2 separate regions of the Homo sapiens genome follow, and region 2 is linked to region 1. Evidence: chromatin loops called from intact Hi-C (ENCODE). Cell type or tissue: PC-3. All regions are shown on one strand. Links, peaks and the distances in the headings refer to the core of each region. The heading gives the core; the rest is flanking DNA. Region 1 has its middle 30 kb from the start of CCN1. Region 2 holds the start of LOC107985057 (a long non-coding RNA gene).

The links. Peaks named below come from ENCODE experiments on the same cell type or tissue, not always from the same donor. Only the 100,000 strongest peaks of a DNase experiment are listed, where the experiment ranks them.
Region 2: a loop joins it to region 1, with 5 times the contacts of the local background. A loop is called at or near these places in 2 of 110 quality-filtered maps.

Annotation. Positions count from the first base shown.
Region 1 is chr1:85,548,151-85,553,531 of GRCh38, forward strand. It overlaps a transcript of DDAH1 not described here. Among named protein-coding and RNA genes, the nearest start is that of CCN1, 30 kb to the right of the region's middle. In PC-3, for the core only: no CTCF peak of the experiment used is centred there; DNase peaks (open chromatin) are centred at 2,871 and 3,241; H3K4me3 peaks cover 1,418 bases; H3K27ac peaks cover 2,651 bases.
Region 2 is chr1:85,626,040-85,631,420 of GRCh38, forward strand. LOC112268231 (a long non-coding RNA gene) reads left to right here. Exons shown (of 2, transcript XR_002958331.2): 1 at 1-1,769; 2 at 2,082-3,683. It overlaps LOC107985057 (a long non-coding RNA gene), which reads right to left and starts at 4,939. Exons shown (of 2, transcript XR_001738127.2): 1 at 3,551-4,939; 2 at 1-2,903. In PC-3, for the core only: no CTCF peak of the experiment used is centred there; DNase peaks (open chromatin) are centred at 2,962 and 3,332; H3K4me3 peaks cover 1,525 bases; H3K27ac peaks cover 2,957 bases.

The DNA.
Region 1 (5,381 bases), core at 195-5,194:
CTTTAAAAGCATTATGAATTTTGTTGTAACTTTTGTTCATTATGTATATTTTAATCAAGCAATAAAAACAGTGGCTAACATTATTGAACATTTACAGAGATCATTTTGTTTAACTCTCATTAGCACCCAGGAGGTAGGTATAATTGTCATCCACATTTCAGAGATAAGAAACTGATATTTGAAGAGTTTAACTAACTCACCCTTTAGTTTTACTGGTATAAATAATGGAGCTGGCATCTGACTCCAAAGCTTGTACTATAATTACCCAGCATTAGGTCACTTTTTAATTAACCAGTGTAAAACATTTTACCTATTTTCATCCATGTACACATGTGTAAGGGGTGGATGTTTATCCATAAAATTTTATGTTTAAAGAAGAATCTCATATCTGCAAGGGTTAATAACAACACAAACTATAGATAAAGAGTAGCTTCAGAATAATTCACTTTGACTTTCAGCAAGCCAGGTGCTCAGAAGTAAGGGATTCAACTGGTTGATCCCTAGGAATAGCTCCAAGCCAGAAATTCTATCATTCTATAATTTAGATTTGCATTTCCCAAAATGGATTCTGCAGAATTCTGGTCTTAAGAGATGCTTCACAGAAGTTTGAGGAACACCATAAACTAAAAGAGCCACCATACACAAAAGTGAATATCCTCTTTTGGAGATTCATAATTACATTCACATAGTGTAAGCTCTGAGAAGTCCTCCAGAGCACTGGATCACACAAAATGAAACAGGTCTCCTTATTATAAGACTTAGCAAGAAAACCTTTTTCATTTTGCAGAGCCTGGGGTACCCTGAAAATATCTGGGCATCGAACTCCTGTTCTACATAAATATTTTAAATATTTCATGGAACTGGTTCCACAGAAAAGACTTAGGCTAGAACTCAAATTGGGCAGTTGAAACATTTTTGTATTATGTGGCAAGCTATGAAAAGTGAACTTTTGAGATTTTTCCTAAAACTGTCACTCTGTATGAAAGCATGGGTTTTCATAAAGGTTTTTAGTCAAAAGCCATATTATCTAAGCACTGTACAGACTGCTAAGTATTTTTGTCTCTCTTTCAGCATGGAATAAACTTTTTATTACACTACACCACTCTAAATGTTATGTCCTTCTATTCTTCAAAATTCCTTCTAGACTAAAGGTTCTCAAATTTTACCATCCTCAGAACCACCTGGAGTGCTTGTTTAAACAAGAGTTGCTGAACCCCTCTGCCACAGTTTCTCATTCAATAGATCTGGAAAGAGGCCTGGGATTTTACATTATTCACAGTTCCCAGGGAATGCTAATGCTGCTGCTCAGGGACCATACCACTCTTGTGTTAGATGTAGACTTCTTGTGTTAGATGTAGACCATGAAGTGGACACGGAAGGCACCTGGTTCATCTCTGCTTCCATCATCAAGGGCTGTTATCTTTTCTCCTGCTTTCTGTTAAGCCTGAATCTTGGATATCCTGCCAAATATTTATGTTCTTTGTGCTTTGCATTTTTAAATTACAAACGTTTTTAAAACTTCCATCAGTGATGAAGAAAGGAGTTAAGAGAAATAAGAGTGTCTTTGAGCTTTAAGAGAAGAAGATATTCCAAAAATATTCAGCATTAATTTATATGAGTTAATCTCTTATTTCTCATTCAATCATATAAATTAAATTTCAGTAGAATGAGTTTATTCTTCCCACCTTGGAAGAGTGATTAAGTAATCATTTGTAAATATAAGTGGACAAGTTTTATATCATTAACACTTCGACTGGGGATCCATTCACTGGAACCCAGAGCTCTTCCAGACCTTTAATTTCTATAATAGAATATTCTATGATGCTAGAGAATCTATACTGCCAAGGGGCTCTTTAAAATGGTGACTAAATGTAGCTACAGTGTCATAAAATCCTCAGCATGTCTGGTATAGTAGATGTGTTCCTGGGAAATTGCAAGTCAAATTACCGTCAATTGGATTCTATTTACATATTTACATATTCTATATTTTAGATATGCCCAACTACCACTGTTTCCTAACTCTTTAGTTTAAATTTTCTGCTCCTTTCACCCCTCCCAAGACCTAATGACCTGTCTAGGAAACAAGGACAGAAATTAATCTTTGCTGAGACTCTTCTAAGGGTTACATTATTCAATCTATACCAAATCTGTGATGAGGGTTTCATCCAAAGAAAAGCTGAGGCCCAGAGGTTCTGGTCAATGGAGCAGCGGTAGCATGAGGCTGCCAAGTGTGCCCACTCCAAAGGCCCCTCTCCCTTCACCCCACCTCCTGAACTACTCTGCTCCAAGTTCTTGGTGATTCTTAAAATAGGGAGCTCCGTCCTTAAAGGATAATTAAGAGCTCCCCTTAAAGGGGAGAATTATTTGGTGTTGTGATGAATTGCCCATAATCGGTATGTTTTAAAAATTGTCATTTTCATAAATGTGTCTCCTTAGAGGTGAAAACATCTGAAACTGAAATTAAGTGAGAGAGGCAGCATGGGTGTTAGGGGGTAAAATTAAGTCAAACATTTTAGTCAGGAAGATGCAAAATGTTACATCTTTACAGACCATTGTTTAATAAGCCCAGTGAATAACCCAAGTAAGTAATAATAAAAAACACACACACACACACACACCATTTAGAGGCTCTCCCTGAGCACGTATGTATTAACTTGAGGCTTAAGAAGGCAGACGTGTCATCTATCTGCTCTAGCCATTTGAAAGCAGCAACAACTTGCTAGCACTGACTGGATTACATAAAGCTGTTCATGGCAGAGTTCTTGGTAAAAAGGAAAACATCTTCTCTACCCAAGCTCTGAAACCTTGTGCAAACAAAGTTCTCTCAAGTAAGCTGAGCTCTGCCCACGGAGCATTCTTCAGGGCTTAGTCTATGTATAAGCTGAGTTACCTGCTATTATCCACACAATGTCAGGAAGGATTTTATGAATGTATGACCTTAGCTTTTAAAAGGTGACCACAGAAGTTGACAATGACCTAAACTACTCATGAATGTCAGGCTTTCAGAAAAGAAAATGTTACTGACAATCCAGGGGACTACATGGGGCTGCTCTGCACTCTGAAACCAGGCAGGGAATTGCTGGTTTTAATAGTTGCTGGGGTGTGAGAGACATGGCAATTGGGCTGCTCATGATACCTCTGGGAAACGGATTGTTAGAAATAAACAAGGTTTGTGAACAGAGCTCTACTACTCTGGGATCTGCTGGTTTTCACTGGCTAATTTCCCAGATTACTTCGGTAACTGTATGTCAACAGAAACCCAGCTTCTTCTGAGCACACTTAACCACCACTGTTTGCACAGAATGGAACCAACCCCTTGCTCATTCAGAGTGTTAGGATTTCTAGATCAGAAACACAGACCAATATGAGTTAAGTGAAGTTTCAACTTTCACTCCTTCTTGTAACATTTACTGATCACCTACTCCGTGCTAGGGCCTATGAGAGACATTAGTGATACAAAGATGATAAGGAGCTTTCTGCTCCTTCAAGGGGCTCAGTCTAATCCACAAAAATAAACATGAAATACACATGATGCTAAAATGGGACAGATGTTATGACAGAAGAGAGAACATCTTGGGAGATCAGAAGGCAGTAGCCTATGCATCGTGCTTCACAGAGGTGACATTTCAGTTGGGTGTTAACTGATGGCTAAGAAGGTAGAGAGATGATCATATGCAAACATGTGGCAGTGAGATAGAGCATGGCATGCTCAGGGAATGGCTATGGGTTGGCAAAAAAGAGAGTTTAGAGGATTGGGGAAGAAACAGCTGAGGGTCTGGGCCCTCTTAGCTAGGGCAAGAGTTTGAAGTGGACTTGGGAAATTGAAGGTTTCCAAGGAGGCTGAGGCATAGATTCACTGGGAAAGGGGTGCGAGAGGTGGGATGAAATCCCAAGGGGATAACTTGTCCTACCCAATATCCAATCCAAATACAACTGGACAAATCTTTGCTGAAAGAAGGCCCAAATCTAGTGATGAATAGTACTGGTTTCAGCTATTATCTCTGGAAAAAGTCATGGCTACTGTTTCTTTTATAGACCAGAAGAGAAAGAAAGCCCTCTCCTTTCCATTCACCTGGATACACTAGCCCTCTACATACTCTGGTCATCTTTTTTTCTCTACAATCTCACTTCTCCAGTGCATCTTCCACACTGCTATCAGAGTTTCATCTTAAAACACAACTTAAAAACCTGGTTTCTCAACGGCTATAGAATCTGAATCCCCAATTCTTTAGTACTCTTAGCTTTTCCTCGTACAATATACCTTTCATTTCTACATTGCTGTGCCTTTGCTCATGTAGGAATGACATGCCTTTCTCCCCTATTCTCAATGTATCATATTCTACTTGTCCAACGAAGTCTAGCATAATGGCCACTTCCTCAAGGAAGCTCCCTTAATTCTTCTCATCATCATTATATCTTCCTCTGACCCATATCATCTTGCTGGTTCCAGCTAAGACCCATGAACTCTGCCTTGTCTTTTAGATGATCTGTGGGAAGCTTCTTAGAAGCAGGCCTCTTAATTAGGTGGAAAGGAAAGAAGGGAGACCAGAAGGGAGGAAGAAGCTTGCTTTTGAGTAGACAAAATAACTGACTCTTGGACAAGAATCAGGTATTCAGAGTCAGTTGAACAGTAAGTAAGTAAAACAAGGTTGAAGGCCAAAGTAGATTATATTTTCCAAAGATGACCTCAACAAAATTTCCTAAGCTCTTCTATAGGTAGCCTCGCATCAAGAAATGGAGCCTAACTTCTCTCCTCTTGCATCTGGGATGGCCTTATGACTGCTTGAAACCAACAGAATGTAGCAGGACTTTTGAGGCTAGATGAGAAAAAAAAGAGGGCTTCCTCCTTGTTCTCTTGAAATTCTTGCTCTGAGGGGAGGCAGCTGCCATGTAAGATATCCAACCACCCTGAGACTAAGGTGCTGGAGAGACCACATTATGTATTCCAATAGATAGTCCCAGGTGAGCTCACACTTCCAGCCACCCCTACCAAGGTACCAGATGTGTGAGTAAAGTCACCTTAGAACCGCTCAGCCAGCCAAGCTAGCAGCTGGGTACCAATAAGTGACCTTAGTCATCTCCAGGAGGAACAGTAGAATCACTCAGAGGAGGCTTGCCAAACTGCTGGCCCACAAAATCCATGTTTTAAGTTACTAAGTTTGGGGGTAGTTTATTACACAGCAGTAAATACTGGAAAAGCCAGAGAGTGAATTTTTTACTCTGCTTTTTATTCCTAAAGCTAACCAGTCTTCTGAAAGAGTCAAAATCACTGTTCAAGATTAAAACTTTTGGGATCTCTAGAAATCATGTAGTTGCTTGGTGAGAAACAGGGAGTGACCTGGGTCCTAACTATGAAGATGAGGCCAGAAGAAACTGGAGGC
Region 2 (5,381 bases), core at 117-5,116, 78 kb after region 1:
TCTGTTGATTTTGTACCAAATTTATCACACTAGGAGTTGCAAGTAACAGAAAGAACTGTGACCAAACTATGGAAAAAGAAATTTATTAGGAGACTATTTGGAGTCCATTGTTGTGCTAATTAATGGGTGACTGGTCACCAGGAACCACTACCGCAGTCTCATAGCAGGCATGGTATGGCTGGTAGGTCACCTCCACACAGCAAATGTTTTAAGTTTCTTGGTCTCTGTGCTCAAGAGTTTAATTCTAGGGGGAAAGCATTTGATTGGCCTAATGTGGGCCTCAAGGGAAGGAAGGCTTTTAATGACAGCCCCCAAAGACTAAATCCAACGGGAAAGAGATCTTCCTTTAAAAGGAAATTGGGGTATTGTTAGGACGTGAAATGGATGCTGGTCAGAAAAAACAAAACAAACCAAACCAAATTATCCCTACACTAAACTTACCAATTGCCTTTTCTTCTCTTTACCTTGTAAACCTGTCAGTGCCCAGTCACTGTAGACAACCTCACCGGCAACATGCTGCCCACACCTAGAATAGGAGCCCATGGGGCAGAATAATGGAGACCGTCCCATTCCTTACAGTTTGTATAATGCTTGCTCAAGTATATTGAACTCTGCCAGTCCTGGAATCAAAACATTTTAGTCTTAGAACAAGAACTGAGAGGTTTTCATACTGACTTTCACTCATTCTCCATTCTCCTTAATTCTCCTCAAATGCATAGAAATCCTGTGTTTCATGTGTTCATTCATTCTTCTATGCAACCACTATTTATGGATGGCAACCCTGTGCTAGACATTGTTCTAGGTGCTGAGGAAACAAAAGTGAAGTGGAAAGACATATCTGCCCTGGTGAGGCTGGAAGGAGCAAGCAAGGCTGGAGTTGGACTTTAGATCTTATCTGAAATGCAATAGGAAGCCACTCAAAGCTTTTGGGCAGGCAAGAAACATGATCAGATCATATTTTTAGACACATTATGCAAACTGGTATATAGAGAATGGACTGCAAGGAGAAATGAACCAGGCCAAGAGGCCAGTCAGAGGACCAGTGTAGTAGCTAGATGAAAAAAAAAGATGGTAGCCTGGACTAGTTTGGTGGCCAAAGAGATAAAGAGATGTGGACAGAATGAAGAGATATTTCTGAGGCAAAATGAATGGGGTGGGGTAGGGGGAGTGGTGGTAGTACAGGAAAGAAAAGAGTCAAAGATAACTGATTTTTCTGGCATGAGTGACCAAGTAAATGGTGACTACAATGGGTAACCCAAGAGGCCTTGGCTAGAGGGCAAGCAGAGTAAAGGATGAATTACCTTTGGGTCAGTCTGAGCACATGTGCAATTCTCATGTCAAGTATGGAGTAGACTGTCTAAATCTGAAGCTCAGGAGAGAGATCCAGCATGTGAAGTCACCAGTGGCTACAAGGCCAAGGAGTTAGAAGACACTGCCCAAGGAGAGTACAGATTGAACAGAGAGGGATATCAACACTGGACTTACATATTTTAAATGAAGAAACTCCGGAATATTTTGCCTCAAAAACTGTGACTTCTGTATTCCACGGACCACTACATTAATTTTTCTCTTCTATTGCAGCTTTTTATAGTCTTCAACAACAACCAGTCCCTACATTTAAGAAGGTTAATAACTGAGACAGCCTTCCTGGTGGATCCATCATTTGGCCCAGCTTGTAGAAAGATTCCCAACTAGCTCTAATTAGTTCCATCTTATTTGGAGGCAGAGGTATTCCTCATCATACCCATATCCTCATATAAATTGTCCAGGTAAGTTGCCCACCTTTATTTCAAGGGCTTAGAGATATGCAGGGCCACTGGACCCAGGACTGCACAGGGTATGGGGTGGTGATGGTGGTAAGGTGGAGCTTACCTTTAAAGACAGCCCAGCCCTGACTGAGTCCCTTCTACTCTATTCCTTATTCCTCATGGCAGATTTAAGGACCCCACTCCCTCTACCCAGTCCTCTCTGGTCCTACTTGCCCCTCTCCTGGCTGTCTTCCTTACCCTAGGGCTAAATTATACAGTCATTGGATATGGAAAGATTGTACTTTGAGTCTTTATTTCTGTTCCCATCTGAAGTGCCCTAGGTACCAGGGAGAAAGAAGACGAAGAAGGACATATACCAGAAGCACATTAATAGGCTGCTGAAAAACTCTGCCACACTTTCAGATGACAGGTCACCTACAGATAAATGATTCAAGGATCAACCAAGTTCTGAAGTTTTTTTTTGTTTTTTTTTTTTGGGATAGAGTCTCACTGTGTCACCCAGGCTGGAGTGCAGTGGCGTGATCTCAGCTCACTGCAACCTCTGCCTCCCGAGTTCAAGTGATTCTCCTGCCTCAGCCTCCCAAGTAGCTGGGATTATAGGTGCCTGCCACCAGGCCTGGCTAATTATTTTTTGTATTTTTAGTAGAAACATAGTTTCACTATGTTGGCCAGGCTGGTCTTGAACTCCTGACCTTGTGATCCACCCGCCTCAGCCTCCCAAAGTGCTGGGATACAGGTGTGAGCCACCATGCCCGGCCAGTTCTTAATACTGCCAGGAGTGCTTTAGAAGGCTGGGAATATGGGGCGAAAGATTAGACACCCAAGCTGTTGAAAACCACACAGAGTTTCAGTAAATATATGCACAATTTGAAAAATATATTTGCAAAAATCTAGGTGTCTCCGGTCTAGTCCTTCCTATTAATCAAATAAATTACCGAGCTTCATGGCCCAGTCTATGATCCTAGTTCTGACCGCTGCTGCCCGTAAAGGCCTCAATGAATTCCTCTCTGAGCTTCCAGACTTCCTTGGCTGGTGACTTGTTCCTCTTGGGACAGCTTTTGCTTGAGCTGAGCAGCCTGGCCCCCAGCTGTGCAGGGCCCTCTCTCCGGTGAGAGGAAACGCTTTCAGCTTAGTCTGTTAACACAAACATTCAAAAGCAAACATTCAAAAGCCACAGATCATGTTCGCATAAATAAAATAGGATTGAGAAAAGCTTTGCCCCAAGAAACCAAAGGGGTGTTTAAAAAACAGCTCTTGCTTTCCAAGTAGGCAGGCAGCAAAGCCACAGCAATTCCAAAGGTTTGTGTGCTTGGTAGAGCTGGGTGGCTGCAGCCGCAGGCCTTTGAAGAGGAAATGCCATCCCTGGTACAGGCAGGCGGCCAACCCATGAGTCCTGAAAGTACCAGAGAGAAGCAGAAAGCAGGGGAGCACAGTTAGGAAGTGAAAAGGGAGAGGAAGGCACCAAGGAGATAAATGAGGAGACTCTTCTTATCTAGAGTTCCCACCCCAGACCTAAGAGCTACAGGACAGAGGAACTCACTGTGCCTGACAGAGCTGGGGCCTGGTGAGTCCTAGGTGGCGGGCACAGCCCAGAGTGACTAAGGCTGTGAGGAGGGGTGTGCGCCGTCACTGAGGGGTGGAGAGGGGTGGTGGTGTCTGGGCTGGGAGATGCCTTTGCTTTGAAAGCTTTGGAGGAAATTAACTTTACAAGGTGCCTCCCTGTCTCCCAGAGTTATTAAAAGAAAGGAGGGAGCAAAGAAGAAATGGAAAAATGGTAATACCTCAGGAAGGGCTGTGTGATCCCAACTGGAGGAAATGGGAGGCAGATGAAGTGACGAATGTGCAACCTCTCCTAAGGGAGGAAGAGCTCTGAATGTGACCTTGTGCAAATGGAAAAAAAAAAAAACAAACAAACAAAAACACACACAAATCCAACAAGAGCCAGTGTGACTAACGAGAAAACACACACACATGCAAACACACACACATACAGCCCTTTGAAGATCTAGAAATGAGTGACTAATTAAATAGCCTAAAAACCTCCAAGTGCATAAAGTTTCTGTCAGTACTCCTGTTTCAATAAAGCAGCAGTGAAAGCCCATAGAATGGCAGGAGTGGATGAGTTACTATAAATCATGGGGTCACCAGAAGGTATAAATCTGGGAGTCTTTGAGAGTCATTATAGTTTGGGCTCATAGATAGATATCTAGGCATTGATTGCTCTTTCACCGATAAAGAAAACAAAGTACTGGATCTAAAAATTCTTCTAAAAAAAGAGAATTCAACTGAAGCTACATATTTCATGGAGCATGAAGCCAGCTGTTTTCCTGCATGTTAAAAAATAAGTATTTAATTAAAAAAAAAAAGACCTCTTGCCTGACCATAACCAGATCAGGCAAGGCCACCTTGCCTATGAAGGCTAGAGTGTCCGTTATGACCTTGCATGTGTTGGTTTGCGCAGTTTCTGTTCTGAGGTATGTCAGTGAGGATACTCAGTGGTGTTGTCAGGACAAGGTTAGGACACTGTATTTAAAAGTTGAATAATTTCCTAAATATCTTTTAATCTCTCCTTGATCCATATTAAGCTCACTAATATTTTCAGTCTATATCAATCTCTTGAGTACTAGGTTCCATAAGGTTACTGCTTCATTCACTTTCTACATTTTTGTGTATCCTGAAGTTACTTTAGCTACATTTCTAGAGAAGCCCTCATGCTCTACCATTCTCAGATTTAATAAATTGGCTGATAGAAACAAGATCCCCCCAAAAATCTCAACAGACTGGAATGATAAAAAGGATTAAGAATAAATTAGGAATTTTGAACTGAGGTTCAGTAATCAGCCAGTTAACTATGGAATGATGGTAAAAAAAAGATGGATGCTGCCACTTAATGGTCAACCATGGGATGTGGTGATCTCAGGCTGCTTTAATGGAAACATAAGGTCCAGGACAAATGGTGGATAGCGCCAGCTTAATTCTACCTTTCAAATATATTAAGTTATGTTCCAGACACAAAGCTTTAAACGGTACAAGGACATTTGAATATTACATCAAAAAAGAATGATGAGAACATGAAGTGATTAAAAACCATAGTCCAGGCCGGACGCAGTGGCTCACGCCTGTAATCCCAGTACTTTGGGAGGCCGAGGTAGGCAGATCACAAGATCAGGAGTTCGAGACCAGCCTGGCCAACATAGTGAAACCCCATCTCTACTAAAAATACAAAAATTAGCCGGGTGTGGTGGTGCACACCTGTAGTTCCAGCTTCTCGGGAGGCCGAGGCAGGGGAATCGCTTGAACCTGGGGGGCGGAGGTTGCAGTGAGCCAAGATCGTGCCACTGCTCTCCAGCTTGGGCAACAGAGTGAGACATTGTCTCAAAACAACAACAAACAACAACAAAAACCAATCAAACAAAAAAAAAAAACCGAGTCCATGAAAATAGACTGTATGTCTGTGTGCGTGTGTGTGTGTTTCTGTAGGGAGAGGTGGAGAGGGTAGAGTAACTGTCTTGACACATTTGAAGGTGAGGAGTGGCTTCAGTGGGAAGAACTAGAAACAAATGAAAAGAAATTTCAAGGAACTCAGTATAAGGGGAAACTTTTCTAACTATC